Regions from separate parts of the Homo sapiens genome. Here region 1 is linked to region 2. Evidence: chromatin contacts called from ENCODE Hi-C data. All regions are on one chromosome and are shown on one strand. Each heading gives the region's core, a stretch centred on a gene start or an enhancer-like site at or near the end of the contact. The rest is flanking DNA. Distances are from core to core; before and after follow the strand shown.

What was found. A loop is a pair of places that touch in the nucleus more often than their neighbours do. Pooled maps may share reads with other maps.
Region 1: a map with no recorded cell type shows a loop between it and region 2 (24-fold over the local background). The contact joins two enhancer-like sites. A Hi-C loop is called at or near these places in 4 of 37 single-sample maps with no recorded cell type and 4 of 50 pooled maps.

What each region holds. Positions count from the first base shown.
Region 1 is chr2:216,055,602-216,060,817 of GRCh38, reverse strand. It overlaps PECR (peroxisomal trans-2-enoyl-CoA reductase), which reads left to right. Exons shown (of 8, transcript NM_018441.6): 4 at 1,842-1,923. Among named protein-coding and RNA genes, the nearest start is that of PECR, 24 kb to the left of the region's middle. RefSeq lists enhancers at 2,571-2,630, 2,691-2,870. Within about 2 kb of position 3,022, at least 9 of the 41 ENCODE cell types and tissues checked have a DNase peak (open chromatin) inside an H3K27ac peak, as active enhancers do.
Region 2 is chr2:213,012,749-213,017,734 of GRCh38, reverse strand. It overlaps IKZF2 (IKAROS family zinc finger 2), which reads left to right. Exons shown (of 9, transcript NM_001387220.1): 8 at 3,801-3,944. Among named protein-coding and RNA genes, the nearest start is that of MIR4776-2, 89 kb to the right of the region's middle. Within about 2 kb of position 1,799, at least 2 of the 41 ENCODE cell types and tissues checked have a DNase peak (open chromatin) inside an H3K27ac peak, as active enhancers do.

The sequences.
Region 1 (5,216 bases), core at 1,773-4,272, 3.0 Mb before region 2:
ATTGTCATTTTCTCTCTGATGTTCTAGTTGACCAGCTAATCTGGCTTCTGTGTCTTTTTGAAATGGCTCAGACCTGTTTCTCCAAGAAGACCTAGTTCCCTTTAGTAGGTAATAATAATTATTGTTTGCTTATTTATTTATTTACTTTTTGGAGAGAGAGTCTTGCTCTGTCACCCAGGCTGGAGAGTAGTGGTTCAAGGCTGCATAGCCCACTGCAACCTTGAACTCCTGGGGTCAAGCAATCCTCCCCGCTTCAGCCTACCGAGCAGCTGCTACTATAGGCACATGACACCATGCCAGGCTAATTTTTTAATTTTTCATAGAGACAGAGTTTTTCTCTGTTGCCCAGGCTGGTCTTGAACTCCTGGCCTTAAGTGATCCTCTCACCTTGACCTGCCAAAGTGCTGGGATTACGGGTGTGAGCCACCACTCCTAGCCGGGAATGATTTTTAGAAGGCGAGATTTGGGTACTACATGTGTTCACTACTACTGGGTTATCATTACTTGTAGACATTTTCAGAACTAGGAAATAAATAAATATATGTATATGGTGGTATTTATCCAGAAGCGGAAGGTGTGTGTAGAATAATTTAAATGGTTATTCTCCTTTCTTGTGCTAAAATCAAATGGTTTTATATGTTTTCATATATTTTTCATATATGTTTTCAAGCATATATAAATAATAAAATATTTAACAATGAGGTTAACAAAAAAGTGTAAGACTTGTATGCCACAAACTGCCAGACATTGCTGAGAGAAATCAAAGAAGATTTAAATAATGTAAAAATATTCAGTGTTTATGGGTTAGAAGGTCCAATATTGTTAATGTGTTAGTTCTTCCCAAATTGATCTGTAGATTCAGAGCAATCCCTGTCAATTTTTGTAGAAATTAACAAACTGATCCTAAACTACATATGGAGATGCAGAGGGCCCAGAATAGCCAAAACAATTTTGCAAAAGAAGAAAGTTGGAGGACTTAATGCTTCTTGATTGCAAAGCTATTTCTTGATTTTAAGACAGTGTGGTACTGACATAGGCTAGATATATAGATCAACATGATTATAGTCATTAGGGAAATGCAAATAAAAACTCCAGTGTGATACCACTTCACACCCACTAGATGGCTATTATCAAAAAATCAGACAGCAGTGGCGTGTAGAAACTACATCCCCCATGCATTTCTGAGAACAATGTAAAATGGGGAGGGACACTTTGGAAAACCATTTGGCAGTTTCTTTAAAAGCTAAACAGAGTTAACATATGACCACACAAAGATTTGTATTCATAATTGCTCCAAAGTGGAACTATCCAAATGTTTATCAGCTGATAAGTGGATAAATAAAACATGGCATATCCACATAATGGAATACTACTCGGCAATCAAAAAGGAACTATTAACACATTACAACGTGGATGAACCTCACAAACATGATTCTAAGTGGAAGAAGTTAGACACAAAAGACCACGTATTGTGTGATTCACTTTACATTAGATTTTCGAAAAGGTAAAGGCAAATCTAGAGAAACAGAAAGATGAGTGTTTACCTGGGGATGGGTTAAGCTGCAGATGGGTGTGAAGGAACTTTTTGGGGTGATGGAAAGGTTCTCAAGCTGGATTGTGGTAATGGTTGCATAACTCCGTATATTTATTAAAAGTCATTACATTGCACACTTAAAGTAGATGAATTTTATGATGTATAAATTTTACCTCAGTCAGGCTTTTTATAAGGAAATGTAAATGGACGTGTAAAACATATCAAACAGGCAGTGTGCTGAAACAAGGTATCAGGAGGGCCAGGATACTTTAAAAATTTAATGATTGAGTTTGCCTCTATCCTGCAGTTTACAGCTCCTGGATGAAAGAGCATGGAGGATCTATCGTCAATATCATTGTCCCTACTAAAGCTGGATTTCCATTAGCTGTGTAAGCGTTTTTATATAGTTTTCTTTCTAAGTCTTTGAGTTTTGTCTTCTGATTGGGGGAAGCATGTTAGGGAACATTTCTTAAATCAAGATCATTAATACCTTTAATGAGCTGTGATTCTAACAGTTAACATTTTATTTTATTTGAACTTAAAATTCAAAGTACTTCTAAAACATTTTCATCCAGATGCGGACTGCCAGATTTACCAAGGAAAGGGAAAATAGTATTTGTTTTTTGTCTGATGTTCAGATTAAACTGGATGTCTTGTGTTTTCTTGGGCAACTCTAATCCCGATGTGACTAAACTGGCCATCACTGTCTAGGAATAGCTTATTTGTTAAAGTATAGAAATGAAACTAATCTGTGTTAATTTAGATTTGAATACCATTAATATAGCTACTTGATTTTACACAGGACTGCTAAGTTGTTCCTCCTAACAGATAATCCAGGATTTTTTCTCCAAAAGTTTCTAAGGTTTTGTGCCTCTGATTAGCCACTCTGTACACAGACAGCATGCCTCCTTTATGCAAATTTTAGTACCCTGCTCATTTCCTGGATTATGCAGAACTCCCAAACATGTATAGGATAAAAATAAAATTCAACTTGGCTTAAGTAAAAATCTAGGGCAGTGGTTCTCCAAAAGTGGCTTCCAGACCAGCCACATCCCCATCACTTGGGAGAAGTTGTTAGCACAGCAAATTATCCAGCCCCACACCAGATCTGCTGCAAGAGAAACTCTGGGGGCAGAGCGCAGCCGTCGTGCAAGCCCTGGAGGGGATCCTGGTACCTGCAGAGCCACTGCGGAAAGGGCATGTTAGGTTCAGCCACAATGTTAGCAGGAAGCTGCCTCTCCTTTTGGTTTTGCTTTCTTCATGTCTGCGTACATTCTCAGGCAGGCTGTCTCTAGGTGTGGCAAAAGGCGAGTACTAGCAAGAGTTACAGGTCAACACTCTAGCTGTTCTTAACTCTCCAGTGAGAGAGTGCCTCTCAAGTCATGCCAGCAAAAACAATATTAATGGTGCCAGCAGGTCCCAGAGAGGATACTCATTAACTGACCCTGCCTGGTTATGTGTTCAGTCATTAACCAAAAACTGTAGAAATGAGGTTGCTCTGCTATGCATGGTCAGCCTGAGGAATGAGGAACTGTGGTCATCATCGCTCAGACATGGACTGAGAACAGGCAAGAGGTACTTCCTCAAGTGGAAATCAATGTGATGTTACTAAAAACAGAGTAAAAAATGGTGTGCAGGCCATTGATACCACTCTACCTTCTTTTCCTGCTCATTATTCTTTACTAAATGTATTTACCTATTTTAGCATCTTGGAAGAAATAATTCAGATTGTAGGTTCTTTCTGGCATTTCCCATCCTCACAGGCAACTAGTGTTAATAGTTTTGGGGGCATATCTTTTTCCTACATTTTAACCACAAATTTAGGATGCTATAAACACTATTCTGTATCTTGATGTTCTCAAATGAAGCAAATATCCTGGAGATATTTTCTTAACAGAGTCTAAAGAGATTTCTTCTTATTTTTTTATGGCTAATATGCCACTTTTATAAACCATAAGTAAGGAATGATTTGTGTAACCATTTTCCAGTTGGTGAGCATTTGGGTTGTTTCCAACCTTTTGTTATTACCAAAACCAAACTAAACACCTGCAGTAAGTAACATTTTCTGTACATCAGATAGTGTGTAGCCTAAATTGCAAGAGGTATAATTGCTAAGTCCAAAGCCAAATGCCTTTGTAATTTTAAGAGATATTGCCAAACTGCCCTTTAGAAAAGTTGTAGTTCCTTTATGAGTGAAATGTGTCCTCTTTCATGCATATGTAAGAAGTAATGAGAGTTTCTTTTCTTAAAATACATTTTTGAAATGAAATCACTGGCTTTTCTGATATTCGGTTGGCTAGAAAAAAAACACAGCTTGTCTTTAACATGGAAAAGAAGTGTTTCAGATACTTCTTGCTTTTGTTCTCTTAAGAATCGTTTCCTTTTCCAGTGGCCTTCACACTTTGGACCATGACTCATAGTAAGAAATTTTACATCTTGACCTAGTAAACACATATGTGTATATGTGTCTATAGGCAAAACAAAATTCGTGAAGCAAACATTCTTACTATGTATTGTGCACTCTGATTTTTCTTTCTTTCCTTTTTTTTTTTTTTTTTTTCTGAGATGGAGTTTTGCTCCTGTTGCCCAGGCTGAAGTGCAATGGGGCGATCTTGGCTCACTGCAACCTCTGCCTCCTGGGTTCAAGTGATTCTTATGCCTCAGCCTCCTGAGTAGCTGGGGTTGTAGGCACCCACCACCACGTCCAGTAGTTTTTTGTATTTTTAGTAGAGACGGGGTTTCACCATGTTGGTCAGGCTGGTCTCGAACTCCTGACCTCAGGTGATCCACCTGCCTCAGCCTCCCAAAGTGCTGGGATTACAGGCATGAGCCACCACACCCGGCTGATATTTTCAATTTTATTGTGGTCTACTCTGTTGTATTTTCTTTTTTTACACTTGCTGCTTATTACTTGCTAATTTTATTTCACTATTAGCATTGTGTTGTAATTTACAATTTGAAAGACATGGCTTTAGGTATCCTCTACAATAGAAGAGGAGGATGAATGTCAGAGATTGAGCACTCCTTTTTTTTAAATTTTAGCTCTCTTAAGAGACAAATTGAAACTGTTGGCTGTCGCTTGTTTACTTGACCAGTACAGGTACATGTGCAAGATACATCTGGAAATACTAAAATGAATCAGATACCATCCACACTCTGAGGGAGTCTACAACTAGTAGGGGAGCAAAGCATGAAAATAATCAGCTAGAGAGAGAAGGTGTTGGATATTCCAGTAAAGGTATTTGCAAGTGTGCAAGATAAAAGGAGCACAGAGGAGGGCAGCATCCAGGCGACATGTCTCAAAGGTGAACTCGAGTTTGGTGACATATGAGGAGGAGAAAGGAAGGCAAGTCAATGAGACATTTACTGTGTAAAGACACAGAAATTTGAGACACTGTGGCACTTTTGGGAACTACAAATAATTCTTTGTGATGATGGGTGGTACGGCTAAATGGAAATTAATACCTTGGAATGGAGTGGGAGTCACAAAAGGCCTTAACTACCAGGGAGAGGAGTTTGAAGTGCATCAGGGGTTCCTACACTAGAGCCTGTGGCCCTGGGGCTCTGGGGCTGTGCATCCAGGAGGGCGCTTAAATCTGCAGGGTTATCACAACTAAGGCATTTCTTTGGAGGATCTTTTTACTCTTAATGGTTGAGAAGGAAAACATTTATATTCAAGTAT
Region 2 (4,986 bases), core at 550-3,049:
CCCGGGATTGAGCTTAGTTTTAAAAAGCAAAAATGTGAACTAATAAATGGAGAAGGGTGTTTCCTGCAGAAAGAACAACATATGTGAACAACTACCAATGTAGCATCTAAAACACTTGGGGTACCTCCATGTGTGTTTGTAAAGAGATGTGGTAGGGAGGAGGAGAGGCAGAAGACTGGATGAAAGGAAGAAATCTAGGATTTTCCACAGGTGACCAGCATGGCTGATGGAGTAAATAGTAGTGTCATTCAGTGATATGGTAATTAGTAGTGTCATTCAGTGATATGGTAATTAGGAAAATAGAAGAAAGAAAGGTAAATGGAGATTTTACTTCTTTTACTATATTCTTTTATGTCTCCATGAAATAGGCAAATAAAACTGTCTAGGAAGATGTTAAATATATAGATCTCAAGCTCTTGAGAGGGGTCTGAGTAGGAAACAAAGATGCAGGATCCATCATAATTTATGTAGTGGCCCAACGTAGTAGTTTTTAATAAGGCAATACGGATAAGTACAGAGTGAGACATCAAGAAGGCCAAGAACACACTAGCAGGAAAAAAATTTCATGAAGATGAGTAAGAGCAGAGTAGGAACATGGAAAGAGTGATTTCACAGAAGCCAAAGCAAGTGTCAGCACTGCCAAATGCTGTCAAGAAAATAACTAAGATAACTGTAAAGTTTTTTTTTTAGATCGGGTAACACGGAGAAAATTTGCAACAATATAGAAGACATCTGTTGTTTTTGCCTGCCTGACATCCCTTCCTCCTTCTCTTGATAACAAGAGTGCCCATTTACCTTTAGAGAACTTTCCTGTTGCATGTAGCTGTGGTGGGACCCTCAGTCCAGGTACTCTGCCCTCTCCTGCTCAGGAGCTAGACATGTGATCTAACCTAGGTCCCTCAGACTTGGAATTTGAATTTGGGTGAACTGTTTGGTTTTTCAAAAGAATACATTGGGAATACACTTATGGTTTTGCCGTTATGGTTATCAACGTGATGAAACAGTGATCTAATGGAATTATGTTTTTATCTTGGTTATAACCTCAAATATAAGGTCAAAGAGGATGTTTGGTTATAAAGTTTGTTCAAACAGGGGAAGTTACCTTATTGGTATATCTTTAGCCCAGATTAATGTCTATGTGATTAATGCATTATTGAGATATCTAGAGAATTTGTTTTATGTTTCTAGCAATGTATACACAGAAATATTTTGATGAGTTGCACCCAGATCCATGAAGCAAAACAAAATCAGATTGGTTACATAATTAAGGAAAAATGTATCAGGTCTTTACCCAATGGCAGACCTTACAAATATGTCTGACTGGTTTACAAAAAGTCAATGCTCAAAATACCTCTACAAAGAGTAGTATAGCGTAATGGTTGAGCCAGGCTCTGGAGCCAGACTCCTAGTAGTAATAACATTCTCTACTAACTAGATGTAAACCCTGAGGAAATTACTTAACATCTCTGGGTCTTTCTGTTCTCATCTGTACAGTGAAGATGGTATTACACCTATTTCATGGAGTTTCTGGATGAATTAAATTAATTATTAAATGCAAAGCCTTAAAACAGCACACAGCACATAGTATACGTCAGTTATTATTATTGCCGATGTGGTAGAAACAAGATCAATTTTTGACATGAAAAGGGCTATTGTAAAGTAGAAATTAGATCAGAACTCTGCCAAAATCATCATTTTCAGTTCACATGAGCTTCATTGAACTCGGGACAAATCATCTGAATTGAGGTGGATGTGGTGTGGGACAGTTCCCACACCCAGGTTTCGTTTTGAGTGTTAAATGCGTTCAAATATGAAAATTCAGGGTGAAACTTAGAGCAAAACTGCCAGGTTTTGGACTACTCATTTCAGAACAAATTAGCATATTTAATTTTGGGGGCAAACCCGTTAACCAGTTTTGCTAGTTTTTTAGCAAAATTTACAACAACATTTTTTTTTTCTTGCCAAATTCTTTCATTTTGGATCTTGGTCTGACATATTTTCATCTTTGGTCCATACTTGGACTGCTTTTTAGTTTTATTGTTATTTCTAATAATGTAGTAAGTGCTTGTAAATCCATCATCCAAACAAAAAGTTAAGATTTTGACCACAATTTGTATCTCATTACCTGGTTCTCCACCACACCACCACCACTGTGCCATTCTTCTGACTCCCCTTACGTGAATTGGTCATCCTTGAATGTTTTTGAAATTCTTTGCTTTTTTGTTGACTCTTTTACTTTTGTGTCACTTTTTTAGTTGTTACTAAAAGAGAATATAATGTTTTATACATAATATCTTGGGACATACTTTTTCAATGTGATAACATCATTAATGATATAGTGCAGACAATGATCTGTTTCCTTGTTCCTCAGTCTCACCTTGAAACTTTTTTCCAAATTAACATCTAATAATTGCACAATCCCTTGCTATTCATAGCCAGAGGACTTCTTATTAAATGTAGATTACAATTCAATTTTTTTGACCCATCTATAGGTTAATCAAAACTTGGATGGAATGTTGATTTCTTTAAACATGTCCAAATCATGAAAACATTTTTTCACACTATGTTTCATTTTCTTCAAAATTGGTAACCTATTGGTTATTAAATACATCAACTGAATTGTGCACTGAATTTTCCTACCTTTCATCTCTTGCTTTCTCACTTATTTTTGTGTCTGCCAAGAGGATCCCCTTATAAATGAGACTACATTTTTTTGTACACAGTGGGACTATCTTATACAAATGAAAGGATCAGAGTAAATCATTTTTACAGGGCATACTGAACAAGTAAAGTTATTCTAAGAAATGAAAGCTTTAGGTTTCCAAACAGTACTGGCACAAGTGCAACTGGAGAAAGCAACAATAAACAACAAGTAATAAGTTATGTTCTTTCCTGAGAACACTGTTTTTAATCAACTGATTCGCCTTGTCTGAGTTGTTACCCTATCCTTAATTAAACATCCTTGGGCAGTATTTCTACTCAAAAAACAACTGTTTTAAGTTCTTTGTCTGCACTATGAATGTCAGTGTCTAAGGGCTAACAGATTAGTCCATAGCAACTTAGAAAAAAGGGATGAATAGGGAACAGCATTGGAGAGTATATGTCAAATGAATTAGGGCAGTAGTTTAGTGAGCCAATGTGCCAATTTAGAAATGGATTCTTCTTCCTGCTGAAGAGCTCTTTTTAAAATAAATTACAATCATAAAGCTGCCACAGTTTACTGTGCATAGACATGTTCAGAATTGGCTCTTCTTCATGAGGGCTGCTTGGTGCAGGTATTTAAGCTACTGCCAATAAGGCTAACAGCTCATCAAATAGAAAATACGCTGCAGGAAAATACATGGGTTAAGAAAAACAGTTAAATACCGTGCTGTTATTTTGTATGTCTGTTTAAGCTTTTCTCTCAAACAAGTTGACTTACTTAAATTGTTTTTTAAAAATAAACTCTAAAAGCCTTGAAAATAGTGCAGTCTTAAAAGTAGTATTGATTTTAGTCAATGCTAAAAACACTTTCAGGGGAATAAGATGAGAAACCACATGAACAAGTTTGCCACCAATAGTGGCAACAGTGTATGTATGTCATGGATTTAAGAGAGACTCAAATAAAAACAAATCCTCTGGTGTATATGTGTGTGTGCAAATTTAAAGAGTATACTTTCACACTAGAGGGTATTCTTTCTACTTGCTTCTACTGAAGCATACTAGCTTTTATAACACATATCGAGATGGCATATCCAGCTTTGTATCATCCAAAATGTTGAAGAAATTATCAGATTGCATTTTTCTATGGTTTTGTATAGTACCTCCTATGGAAGATTGTAAGGAACAAGAGCCTATTATGGACAACAATATTTCTCTGGTGCCTTTTGAGAGACCTGCTGTCATAGAGAAGCTCACGGGGAATATGGGAAAACGTAAAAGCTCCACTCCACAAAAGTTTGTGGGTAAGCATTACAAATGCTTTTGTTTCTTTGCAAGGTGATGTTAATAGGAAAAGGCAAGTTCCCATGTATTAGAAATATATATGGTGTGTTTCAGTTCATGAAATAAATACCCATCTCTTTTCTTCATTATTCTTTTTTACTCTCTGACATTCTGTGTACACCACACTTACACCAACACACACAAATACATATGAGAGATAAAGACTGATAGTGGTCACCATCTCAAAATATGATGATATATAAAGTGAAATAACATGTAAAATAGAAAATATTAATTTCTTTAAAAAATAGTCATACAGAAGAGAAACGGTCCAGCCTATTGGCCAGTTTTGTAATCTGTTTTAAAATTTTCATTAGTGTCAGGTTTTTAGCTGTTTTTTTTTTAACCTATTAACATTTATGCCTAGTGTCCCATTATTGGAACGCTAAGCATGTGGGAGTTATTTATATCCTACTGCTCAAGGTCATCGCCAAGGTCTGATTGCAAAAATTAAAACAAAATTTCAACCTCAGGCATAAATGGGTTAATTATTTTCGTATTTTATCTGGAATGAAGATAATTTTTCTTTTTTTCAAAATTCTGCATTGGAAAAATAATGCAGCAACCTACATTCAAGATGTTTCATATTTGGATCTTTATTTCATATTTTAATCTTTGTTTTTTCATCCAGCCTATGATTTTGAACTGAAAAGATTAAATATCATATATTTAGACTTTCCCTTTTCATTTCCGAACCCTTAGATATTCTTTGATACGCCCAATGTTGGCATCATTCTGGATGCATGCTGTAAGTCATAGATTGTCTCTGAGGATACAAAAAGCATGGACTTTTTAAAAGAAATATGAATAATAGAGATTCAATAAAAAGAATTGTTAAAGAATTGTTATTCATTGTATATATATCTATTAGGATAAAAATATTCAAACAGATTCTGACATTCTAGTGTCAGCATTGTGGGACATCCTGATTAAATGGTGATTGAGACAAAAATCTTTGCTTTGGTTATTTCAGGGAGGAGAGGATAACACAATTCCATTACT